Linked DNA regions of Homo sapiens: region 1 is linked to region 2. The links are chromatin loops, found by intact Hi-C in ENCODE. Cell type or tissue: GM12878. All regions are shown on one strand. Each heading gives the region's core, and the rest is flanking DNA. Links, peaks and the distances in the headings are about the cores only.

Evidence for each region. A loop is a pair of places that touch in the nucleus more often than their neighbours do. Peaks named below come from ENCODE experiments on the same cell type or tissue, not always from the same donor. Only the 100,000 strongest peaks of a DNase experiment are listed, where the experiment ranks them.
Region 1: a loop joins it to region 2, with 6 times the contacts of the local background. A loop is called at or near these places in 1 of 110 quality-filtered maps.

Annotation. Positions count from the first base shown.
Region 1 is chrX:31,176,053-31,181,439 of GRCh38, reverse strand. DMD (dystrophin) reads left to right here. Exons shown (of 79, transcript NM_004006.3): 69 at 959-1,070; 70 at 2,635-2,771; 71 at 3,470-3,508. Among named protein-coding and RNA genes, the nearest start is that of FTHL17, 110 kb to the right of the region's middle. In GM12878, for the core only: no CTCF peak of the experiment used is centred there; DNase peaks (open chromatin) are centred at 1,999, 2,516 and 3,179; H3K27ac peaks cover 854 bases.
Region 2 is chrX:31,097,495-31,102,881 of GRCh38, reverse strand. No RefSeq gene overlaps it. Among named protein-coding and RNA genes, the nearest start is that of FTHL17, 28 kb to the right of the region's middle. RefSeq lists an enhancer at 2,808-2,887. In GM12878, for the core only: no CTCF peak of the experiment used is centred there; a DNase peak (open chromatin) is centred at 3,081; H3K27ac peaks cover 1,542 bases.

The DNA.
Region 1 (5,387 bases), core at 86-5,085, 79 kb before region 2:
ATAAAGAAGAAGAATGCCTTGGAGGATCTGAAAGAGCACTTTCACCTTCAATTCTTTTGCCCTTATCATATTATATTATTTTAGGACCCAGCACTTCTCATTCCTCCTGTCCCCCTCTTGAAAGATGGCTGGAATCTAAAAAAGATAGCTTTCCTTCCCACTTCCCCATATGTGACATAAGAAATATGTTTATTTGAATTGGCTAAGGTTCTTATCTGAGAAAGCAAAAGGCAGGAGAGTATGAAACAAAGAATATCGCATTCTGATAATGGAGGAAATGTACCAACTAGTATTTACAGATTATAAATTCTTCCATCTAATCCAAATTTCATGTTCTCTTGGGGCTTCAGTTATCATTTGTAGGTAATGGGGTGAGAGATTTCTGAAGAGATAGAGATAAAAGAGTTCATTCGAGTAACTGTTTGAAGATGAATCGTATCAGTCAATTAGAAAACATTATTAAAGCGAGACTTGTTTTAATTGAAAGTTCTTGTTCACATTTCTTTTGTCTTGTGAAATTGCTTTATCTTGACAATGTTTTGAAAATAATTGCTTCAGAAAACTTTTGTCCCATGATGGGTAAGGGGCATGCACAGCGTAAGTCTGTCGCTCCTGGAAGTTCTTTTAAATTTGAGTATTTGGTTTTCAAAAGACTGGAAATTTTCCAGTACCTTCCTACTTAATCTCAAAGAGTTCCTAGTGGAGTTTAAATAAAAGCTGAGTTTTTCTTCCCTCCTTCCATATGTTTATAGGATAATCTTTCTGCCAAAATGTTTTGGTACTGTAGGAGAGGCACCGGAAAAATCTGGAGGCAGAAAGTTAATCACTTACCTTGTGGGACTAATGAACATTGCTTTCTGTTTCTCAAATTAGAACGTGGTAGAAGGTTTATTAAAGAGTGTTCTTTGGGAATTTGATTCGAAGAAATACATACGTGTTTGTTTTTGCTCTTTATCAGGTACAGGAGTCTAAAGCACTTTAATTATGACATCTGCCAAAGCTGCTTTTTTTCTGGTCGAGTTGCAAAAGGCCATAAAATGCACTATCCCATGGTGGAATATTGCACTCCGGTAAGTTTGACGCCAGCCTGACGTGAGAGTTAGTTCACCTGGGATAAATTTCAGTTTTGTACAATACTGCAGATCATGTATAATGCTGTGATTTGTCACTTCCCCAGATGTTCCCCAGCTAAAGTGGCTCTCAACTGTAGGCTTCAGGATTTACCCTATCCCTGGTGCCTAGGGGAGTGCCTGGCACATATGGAACATGATAGACCCTCAATAAATATTGTTGGATGAATAAATAGGGTTTTCATTCTGTGTGCATGGTTGTATTGAAGACGTTTTCACGTTTATTTTGCACAGCCTTAGAGGTTGTGTGGGGCGATCTTATGGCCATGAGGCATGTTGAGTATGGGGGATGGTTCTAGGTTCCCCCAAATTCATAAACTACCACTTTTAATCAATGTTGCTCACCTATTATCTGTCCTGTATACTAGTGACATTTTAAAAATCCATTTTATATGCTAACACTTACTAAATGCTAGGCATTTACCTTTTAAACTACCCTGTGTAAAATAAGTACTATGATTTTTATCCCCTCTATACAGATGAGGACCCTGAGGTCCTGAGGTTAAATAATTTACTCAAGGTTCTATAAGTAAGAGTTGAAGCCATCTCCTAAGATGTTATTTTAGGAAAATGTTAAGTGGCCAATAGAACTGTGAAAAATCACTAGGGAAATGGCAAGGATGTAGACTTGGTGGCCAGACAGACCTGAGTACAAATCTGCCTAAGAATTAAAGACAGGCTCCTCTCAGGTTTGTTTTTTCTAAAATAAACCTGTCCCTGTTGACTGTAGAGCCACCCTTCGTGTTTCTCTTCTCTTTCTTTAATTCTTACAGTCTCCTCTTCTCTAAACTTTGCATGCTTGCTATTCAAGATACGGTCTGTTGACTAATCATCATATGTCTATTGGCATTACCTTGGTCTTTATTAGAAATGTGAAACCACAGGCCCCAACTCCTGATGCTCTAAATCAAAACCCACATTTTAGCGAGATCTGCAGCTGGTTCCCATACACAACAAAGTATGAGAAGCTCTGCTTTAGAGCATCTCTCTCTTCCATCATCAGAGTGATCCTCCCAGATATTTGCCTGTCTCACTTTTATTCCTCTTATAGAGATGGTCAGTGATTGAGAATGTACCATGCTATGAATAGACCGAAATTTAGTGGGTGAAGCATGCTATCATTTTGTACTAAGTAGTTTTTAAAATACCATAAAGTGTGGTAAAATTTAATGTCACCTTTTTGACCTTAAGACCTATAAACTACCATTTATTGAGTAGCCTAGTAAGCTTGTATGTTTCTTTTATTTATCATAACAACGTGTTGAGGTGTTGTTGCTCCCATTTTACTGATGATCAGAGCCTCTGAGAAGTAAATAACTCAGCCAAATTAGTACATGCCAGGCCTGGTTTCAGAGCCCCATTTGTCTGATTCCAAAGCCTTTGCTCACAACCACAACACTCTCCTTAATTACAAAACAAGTGTCATGGGGCAGAAGACTGGAGTGGTCATTAGTTTTGAAATCATCCTGTCCTAAATCTGATCTCACCATGATCTCCCTTTTAGACTACATCAGGAGAAGATGTTCGAGACTTTGCCAAGGTACTAAAAAACAAATTTCGAACCAAAAGGTATTTTGCGAAGCATCCCCGAATGGGCTACCTGCCAGTGCAGACTGTCTTAGAGGGGGACAACATGGAAACGTGAGTAGTAGCAAAAGCAGAACACACTCTTGTTTGATGTATATTTGAACTCCTCTCAGCTGAACACCCTCCTTCACTCCCAAATGCAAACAGTCTCTTCTATTTCTTTCTTTTTATTTACATTAGCTGAAAAGAGAAAAATAAGCTGATGTCCAGTTGCCACTTTCCCACGTCACTTGACAATTTCTTTTTCCAAAAGTTAAACTTTATCTCACAGGGGGAAAAAAAAAAAAAAACCACAACACAATACAGCCACTAATTGCCTTACAAGCCTTATAAGAAATATGGGACTGTTTACAAATGAGTGATTCCAGTATTTCATTTTGATTTTCCTCTCTCACAAATCAGTAAATGTGTGTCTTTTTGTATCTCATTGTGTGGTCATATCTAGTCACTTGTTTCTACTCAAAAGAAAATATAGTCACAGGAAACTACTTCACAGTAAGTAGTAATGATTCTCAAGATCAAAGGGGACGTCTTCACCTCTTTTCAACCTGCTCCTCTTTTTTGCCTTAACTCTGATGGCAGTCACACAACTGTGTGTTTTTCTTTTAATTCACTTTACACCTTGGTTTGGCTATTGCTTTCCATGGTTCATACTTAATTGGCTGGATTTTATTTATTTTGACCTTTCAGTAAATTTTTTTGCGGCTGAGTTTGCGTGTGTCTCCTTCACCACCTCATTTTTTGTTTTGCAGTCCCGTTACTCTGATCAACTTCTGGCCAGTAGATTCTGCGTGAGTACTTTTTTTGCTGAAGGGTGCTGCTACCACCAACACATTCGCTCGCTTGGTTCTCTTTTGTTCTGTTTATTTGTTTGTTTTCTTTTGTTTTGTTTTGTTTTATGGACATATTAATTCCCCTTCCTTCATTTCAGTTTTTTTTTTTCTTTTCTTGATGAGACTTTGAAAGTACCATCTACACAGATCAGGAGAATCAGAGTGGGTTTTTTGGTTCCTCCACCAGGTGAAATTCAAACCAGCAGAAATCCTGGCTTGAATTCAAATTATAATCAAAGAAGTTATTGGAGTTTTAGCTGTATTCCTGGGAGACATGTTTATATATTTCTTCATATAAAAGCAAGGAAGAAGCTTCTGATTACATAATAACATTCTTTAGCCATATTTCTTGAGATTCGATGCTTTTTAGAATCTTTAGGGTCTGTTATAAGTGGACTATTAAAAATCAGCAGAATTCGTTTTAAAGTATGATGCTGAGTTTGGTTGAATAATTTTAATGAGGTGTGCGGACTGTTTATCAGGTTATGCCATGCTATTTGACTAATCATTATATACAAGGGTTTCTAAATTTTGAACTAAACTCACTTTGCTCTCCTCTCCAAGCTAAATATTCAGCTCATAAACAATTATACATTTGCTCTAGGAGGAAAGTATTTCTTTGTTATTACTATTGGTGTGTATTAATAATACTGAGCTTAGATACCAGCAGATGATTTATCTCAGAGTTTATAATGCTAGAAAACTCTTTTTTGGGGCCTGTGATTTCTATATTAGCAAACAAAGTGCCTATTTTAAAACTACATTATGTAGGGTTGTTATAACAAACTTTTGGTATTTCAAAGTATGCTTTATTAAAATATTTATTGAAAATCAGACAGCTCTGTTATGGATAAAGGGGAAATGACCAATTCGGAAGATAAGCTTGTGTAAGAATTCAATTTCTTTTTATTAAATCTTTTTTATTGTTCCACCATATAATTTAATCTAAACTAGATCCTTTTTTAAAAACCCTGTCGTGATAAATGCATATTATTAATTGAGGTTTATTTTCAGTCTTTAATAGGCCTAAAGGAAGTGGAAGGCTATGCTTTCCTTTTTAAAACTTCGTTATTGCGCCCCTTAATTTTGAGATATGGTAGCTATAAGTAGTATATTATCTGATTTATTTAATCATCATGCTTAAAGAACTTAGGGAGTTATTTAGGTTCAGTTATGTCCTCTGCCTCTTGGAAATTGTGTTTCCTAACCCAGGTAGTCTGTTATAGAAGTTACAACCGTTCATAAATAAGAAACTTTTAAAGAGTTGATACACTACAGTTTCAGCTTGATTGGATCCTGATAAGGGAATGGATTTACTCTATGTGGAAATAAGTTTAACCGAGTAAGAAATCCAAACGACAAATATGCTAAAGAACAGTTGTTACAAATACATAGATAAAAGTAGCACCAAATAATAAACAAAGAGTAATTAATAGTCCTTGAAAGGCAAAAAGGAGCTACACGTAAGCTAATGAGAAAAACATTATGACAATCAGATTAACTTATTTTAAGTAGAAGATTTTGTCTGTCTTAAACGTTGAAAGACTTTAAAATTAATAACATCTTTTATTTAAAAATATTTTCTAACAACTAAAACACACCTCCCAATTTGCCTTTTTATGAAGAGTTGGTTAGATTATTCAGAAATAGTGGGAAGTTTTAATTTTGAGGAAGAAAACAAATCTAGCAGACTGAAGTCTGTGTTTTCTTTAATAGCAGTAATTGTATTTAAAGTATTTATTCATAGGATTATAAATACTGTATAAAATATATTACAAAGCCATCCTATTCAGGCATAAGAGCCAGGTCCTAACGTGTTTCATTTTGCAAGACTTGT
Region 2 (5,387 bases), core at 209-5,208:
AGAAGTAAAAATGGTTTTGTTGTAATTTCTAAAATTTGATCTCCTTGTTTTATGGTCTCTCTCTCTCTTTCTCTCTCTCTCATCCGTGCGAATAACCAATTCAAAATAGAAGAGGAGATGAGTTTGTAGGCTAAGGGAGGCAGAGGGTACAAGGATATAGACATAGAATGCTAACCTTTACCAATGAGACACACCTATGCCAGAGTTTGAATCAGAAGTTTGTGACCCAAAGAAGCAGGCACTGCCTGGACTCCATTATGATGTGGGCAGCAACCGATACACCCAGTCTCTAGAAGCATCAAGTGGCAGAGTTCCTAGCAGTTGCATCCAATGCCTAATGATGTGATCAGAGTTGCCTGTCCTAAGAAATGGTGGCAGCATTGTTCCCACTGAAGCAGTTCTATTGAAGGACTCCAGCCCCTGTGGAGAGCATGTGAACTTTATAATACAGTAGTATCTGCTTATCACAGGGGAATACATCCCAAGACCCCCCAATAGATGCCTGAAACCACAATTAGCATGAAACACATTTCTGTTCGTGTCTTCTATCCACAAATTTAATGCCTCTTCCATCTTAACTAAGCACTTATCACACACGGTGGCGATAACTCTTACAGTCTGAGGTGCGACAATGAAACCAGCATGAATTTCCTTTTCCTTCCTCCCAATTTCACAGATAGGAGATTTGTTCTTATCATAGATTTTAGCAATCTCAGTATATAGGATTTTTTTCTTTCCTTATTAAGTCTAGAAGTTTCACCTTTTCACTAAAAGAAAGCACTTCGTGGCTTCTCGTTGGCATATCCAAATTGCCAGCATCACTACTCTTGCACACTTTGGGGCTATTATGAAGTAAAATAAGGGTGACTTGAACACAAGCAACTATAACAGTTAATCTGAGAACTGAGACACTTCTAAGTAACTAGTTGGGTGGGTAGTGTCCACAGTGTGGATACTGATGATTTACATCCCAGGTGGAACTGCATGAGATTTCATCATGCTACTCAGAACAGTGTGCAATTTAACTTATGATTTGTTTATTTCAGGAATTTTTCACTTAATATTTTCAGACCACATTTGACTGCAGGCAACTGAAACCAAGAAAGCAAAACCATGGATAGGGGGATGACTGTACCCTTGAATAAATCTCTTTTCTAGCTTAAACTAGCAAGAGGGGTTCTGTTGTTTGCAACTAAGAAATCTGACTGATACAGAAACAGGGCAAAGAGTGGCTACTACAAAAAGTATATATAACCTCAATTGCTGACCTGGTGGGCCTGAAGGCAGTGAACATCCATCCCAGCATAACCCCCATTAGGAGTTCTTTCTTTCTTTCTTTGTTTTGAGACAAGGTCTTGCTCTGTCTCCCAAGCTGGAGGCAGTAGCACAATCTCAGCTCACGGCTGCCTCCTGGGCTCAAGTGATCCTCTCACCTCAGCCTCCTGAGTAGCTGTGACCACAAGTGTGTGCCACCACTCCTGGCTAATTTTTGTATTTTTTTGTGGAGACTGAGTTTCTTCATGTTGCCCAGGCTGGTCTTGAACTCTTGAGTTCAAGCAAGTGATCCACCCGCCTTGGCTTGTGAAAGTGCTGGGATTAGAGGTGTGAGCCACTGGGCCCATCCTTTTTGGTTTTTTTGTTTATTTTGGAGACAAGGTCTCACTCTGTCACCAAAGCTGGAGTACAGTGGGAAAATCATGGCTAACTGCACCCTCAACCTCCCCGGGCTCAGTTATCCTCCCACTTCAGCCTCCCAAGTAGCTGAGACCAGGGGTGTGTGCCACCATGTCCAGCTAATTTTTGTATTTGTTGTAGAGACAGGGTTTTGCCATGTTGCTCAGGCTGGTCTCAAACTCCTGAGCTCAAGTGATCCACCCACCTCAGCCTCCCAAAGTGCTGGGATTACAGGCATGAGCCACCGCGCCCAGCCAGGGGTTCTTAAATACTGGTTTGTATCGTGCATTGATTACAAAAAGAGCTACACTATATCTATCAAGCCATACTTCCCAACCCCCAAACTAACTCATTCATAAATGATCAAATACTGTGAAACTCTTAGGTTACATATTAGTGGACGAGAGAAGACCATACTTTGTCCTTACTGAAGCTGAAGCAGCAGCCAGAGTAGCAGGAAACAGATTTCCTTGTAACCAGATTTTTTTTTAATTGACCACTGTGGTGACTTCACACATTATAATATTCTATGCATACCTGAAGCTGGCATAGAGTTTGTGCCCCTAAAGCACTCTTTTGCCAGAGATCCTAGAGGACATTGGGGCTATCTGTATCCAGGGAGCTAAGATTCTAATATAAAACTTGCTAAAACATGCACACACATACATAATTAAGACATCTGGTTACCTTATGTTGAAAATATGACTGATTCCTTCAGCCTAAAAGTATTCATTACAATATGGTCTGTACCAGGCATAATTTTTTAGCACAAAAATCAGAATCCATTCTTAAAAGTTTGTAAATGAAAATTTATGAAAAATATGTGAAAAATAATGGTCTTGCCTCAACAAGCTGACTTTACTTAACCACCAATGATAATACATATTAGATGTTGAAAAAACTCATGATAAGATTATTTTCTAATGGAAGCTGTATTTAGCCCATTCTATGAAATTGACTTAAAGGTGAGGTAATACGTTAGGTAAACAATTTAAGAAGTCTATCCAAATTGCTCAAAGTGCTTTGCAGACATGAGCTAATTCAGCCTTATAAATAAGTTTGTGTAGTTGGATTCATGTCCACTGTTCCCTTTGAAACTGTCTCATGGGTGGTGGTTTGTTGAGGAAAAGGTGTGGATAACAGCAGGCCCATCCCCAGGCTCAGGGCATCTTTGGAGGCCCCTGGGAGGTCCTCATCTTTTGAGGCCAGACCTCCTGGTTATATCACAAGATCTCCCTGACTCATCTCCTGGGGTTTCAAAATGAGGAAACAGCTGTCGGGGAAGGCATGTGGGGGAAAACACCTTGAGGGAAAGGAGGCTGGTAACTGTTATGTTTCTTTTAAAAACACCCTGAGACCACACAAATTTGGGGGATTTCAGCCATTACCTCCTTTGAACTTCAGGGTAGTACTAGGAATTAAGTTGAGTGGAAGTAGTCACTTGGCTCCGTCCTCTTGAAACAGCTGCTAATCTATTCTCATGGCACCCCACTTTGAGATGACTCATCTCCCCTGTGGTGGGTGCCATGGTGCCTGGCCACATGCCCCTTTCAGAACTGAGGCACTCATCTTCCCAGGTGCTAACAATGTTGTCTGGTGCTGGCTTATGGCTCAGACCCTTTCTGGAAACTACCCTCAGTTGAAGGTAGTTTTCTCTTCCAAAGCCATGCCCCTTTCCTGCATTCAATGGTTGGCCAATGAAGGGTAGATACAAGGCTTGGCCCCCTCACTCCAATATAAGACGACTCTGAAGGACCATCCCAACCCTAGAGCTCCCTGTGGAATTGGATGAGGGGGCTGCGTCACAGTTCAACTTCTCCCTCTACCCAGCCCTGCTTCCTTTAGTACCTCCCAGGGTATGCCTCCCTGGAGTATGCTTTGATGAACTTCTTTCGCACTAATCTCCATCTCACACAGTCTGTTTCTAGGGAACCTGAACTAAAACACAGCCATTTTAAGTACAAGGCTGCATCTCGATGTCAGAATAACTGTACAGCCTTACTTAATTCTTTAAAAATTGTGTTACCTATAATTAAGTCACTTCTGAGGGGAGTACTGACTAGCCTTGCCCTTTGACTTAAGATTATAGCAGACAGGGCCCAATGCCAAAAAATGGTTTCGTTTAGGGATAGCAATTATCTATTAATAACTACAGCAAAGCCAGTAGGTTTATTATAATAGGACACAAAGAGTTGCTCATGTATTAACTGTTGAGGTAATTAATGTCAAATGAGACTTGAAGAAGGAAGAAGGGAAAGAAAGTCATAGATAGGTAGATAGATATCAATAAATAGATATTGAGCACATGTGATATAAGTAATGGGGAACCAATACGAAAAGATATATCGGCCCTTCCCACATGGAGCCTGCAGTCTAGCTAGGAAAACAAATATGTTATTAAAAGCAAGCATGGTAAATTGTAATGGGGGAAATGCAGAATGGCATGACGGTACCTAGCAGGAGCATATAACTCTGTCAAGTACAGGGTTGGGGCAGGACAGAGAAGAAAAAAATGTGTATATGGAACTAAATAAACAAGTAATGGACTGGGAAAAAGAGGACTTTAGGGAAGTTAATCCAAGGAAGTAATAATCTGCAAGGCAAAAGAAGGAATTTGCAGGAAGATGTTCTATTTATAATGTTGGAAAATTGGAAGCAACTCAAATGCCCAACAATAGGGGAATTATAATAATAGAACATTACAAAGTCATTAAAATGAAAATAATAAAGATTACATCCATTTCTGGAAATGCAGTGTGAAATAATATTAAATGAGAAAAGCAGAAATAGTGCATGTTCACTGGATTATAACTATATAAAAATATGAGTCTTTATAAACAATGGCTTAGAGACTATGTACCAAAGGAACAAAAATTTAATGTTTAATGTTTCCTTCCTCCCCCTTATTCCCTGATTACGTCATCTTTCTGGCCTGATTTATTTTTAAAGTTTTCTTTTCTTTGTTATGAAAGCCTTACATATCCATACACTGGTCTAAAAGTGTTTTTTTTTTTAATCTTTCAGATATACACAGAAGTTCCTGCTCTTCGCTACAATGAGGGAAAAAAGTGGCAACATCGATAGAGGCTAGAGGCAGAGAAATTCTAGGCAGACAAGGGTGGGACCTAGCAAAACCCCACCTTCAAGCTGAAACCCACAGCCCAAAGTGAGAACTTCTATCCCTGTTTGCTCGCTCTCTCCCAGTTGACTCTTTCTGAATAATGTCTTTCTACCTATTGAATGTTGCCTTTTCCCAAAATTACTTATGACCCTCCCTGCCCCCCATCATATCCCTATAAAGACCCCAGACTCAGTAGGTAGAAAGGGAGACGCAGCTTGACTGGAGAGAGGCAACTTGACTTCAGAGGGACAGCTGGACTTTGGAGGAGTGATGGCTTAACTTCGGAGAAGAGCTGGCTGGAGACTGCCAGATGTCAGGGAAGATTACCTGCCCGTCCTGCCTCCTCTTCAGCTCCCCTCTCCACTGTGAGACATTTCCATCCCTAAATAAAATTCTCCACCTCCACCATCCTTCAAGTGTCCATGCAACCTCATTCTTCTTCGACACTGGTCAAGTGCTCTGAACCCACCAAGTGCTGGTACCCAAAAAAGGCTGTCACACTGGCCCTTTACCCTCACTGGCAGAAGGCAGCCACCGCACACGACGAGGCAAGGGGCCCACTGAACGGATAACACTCCACTGTCCACGGACG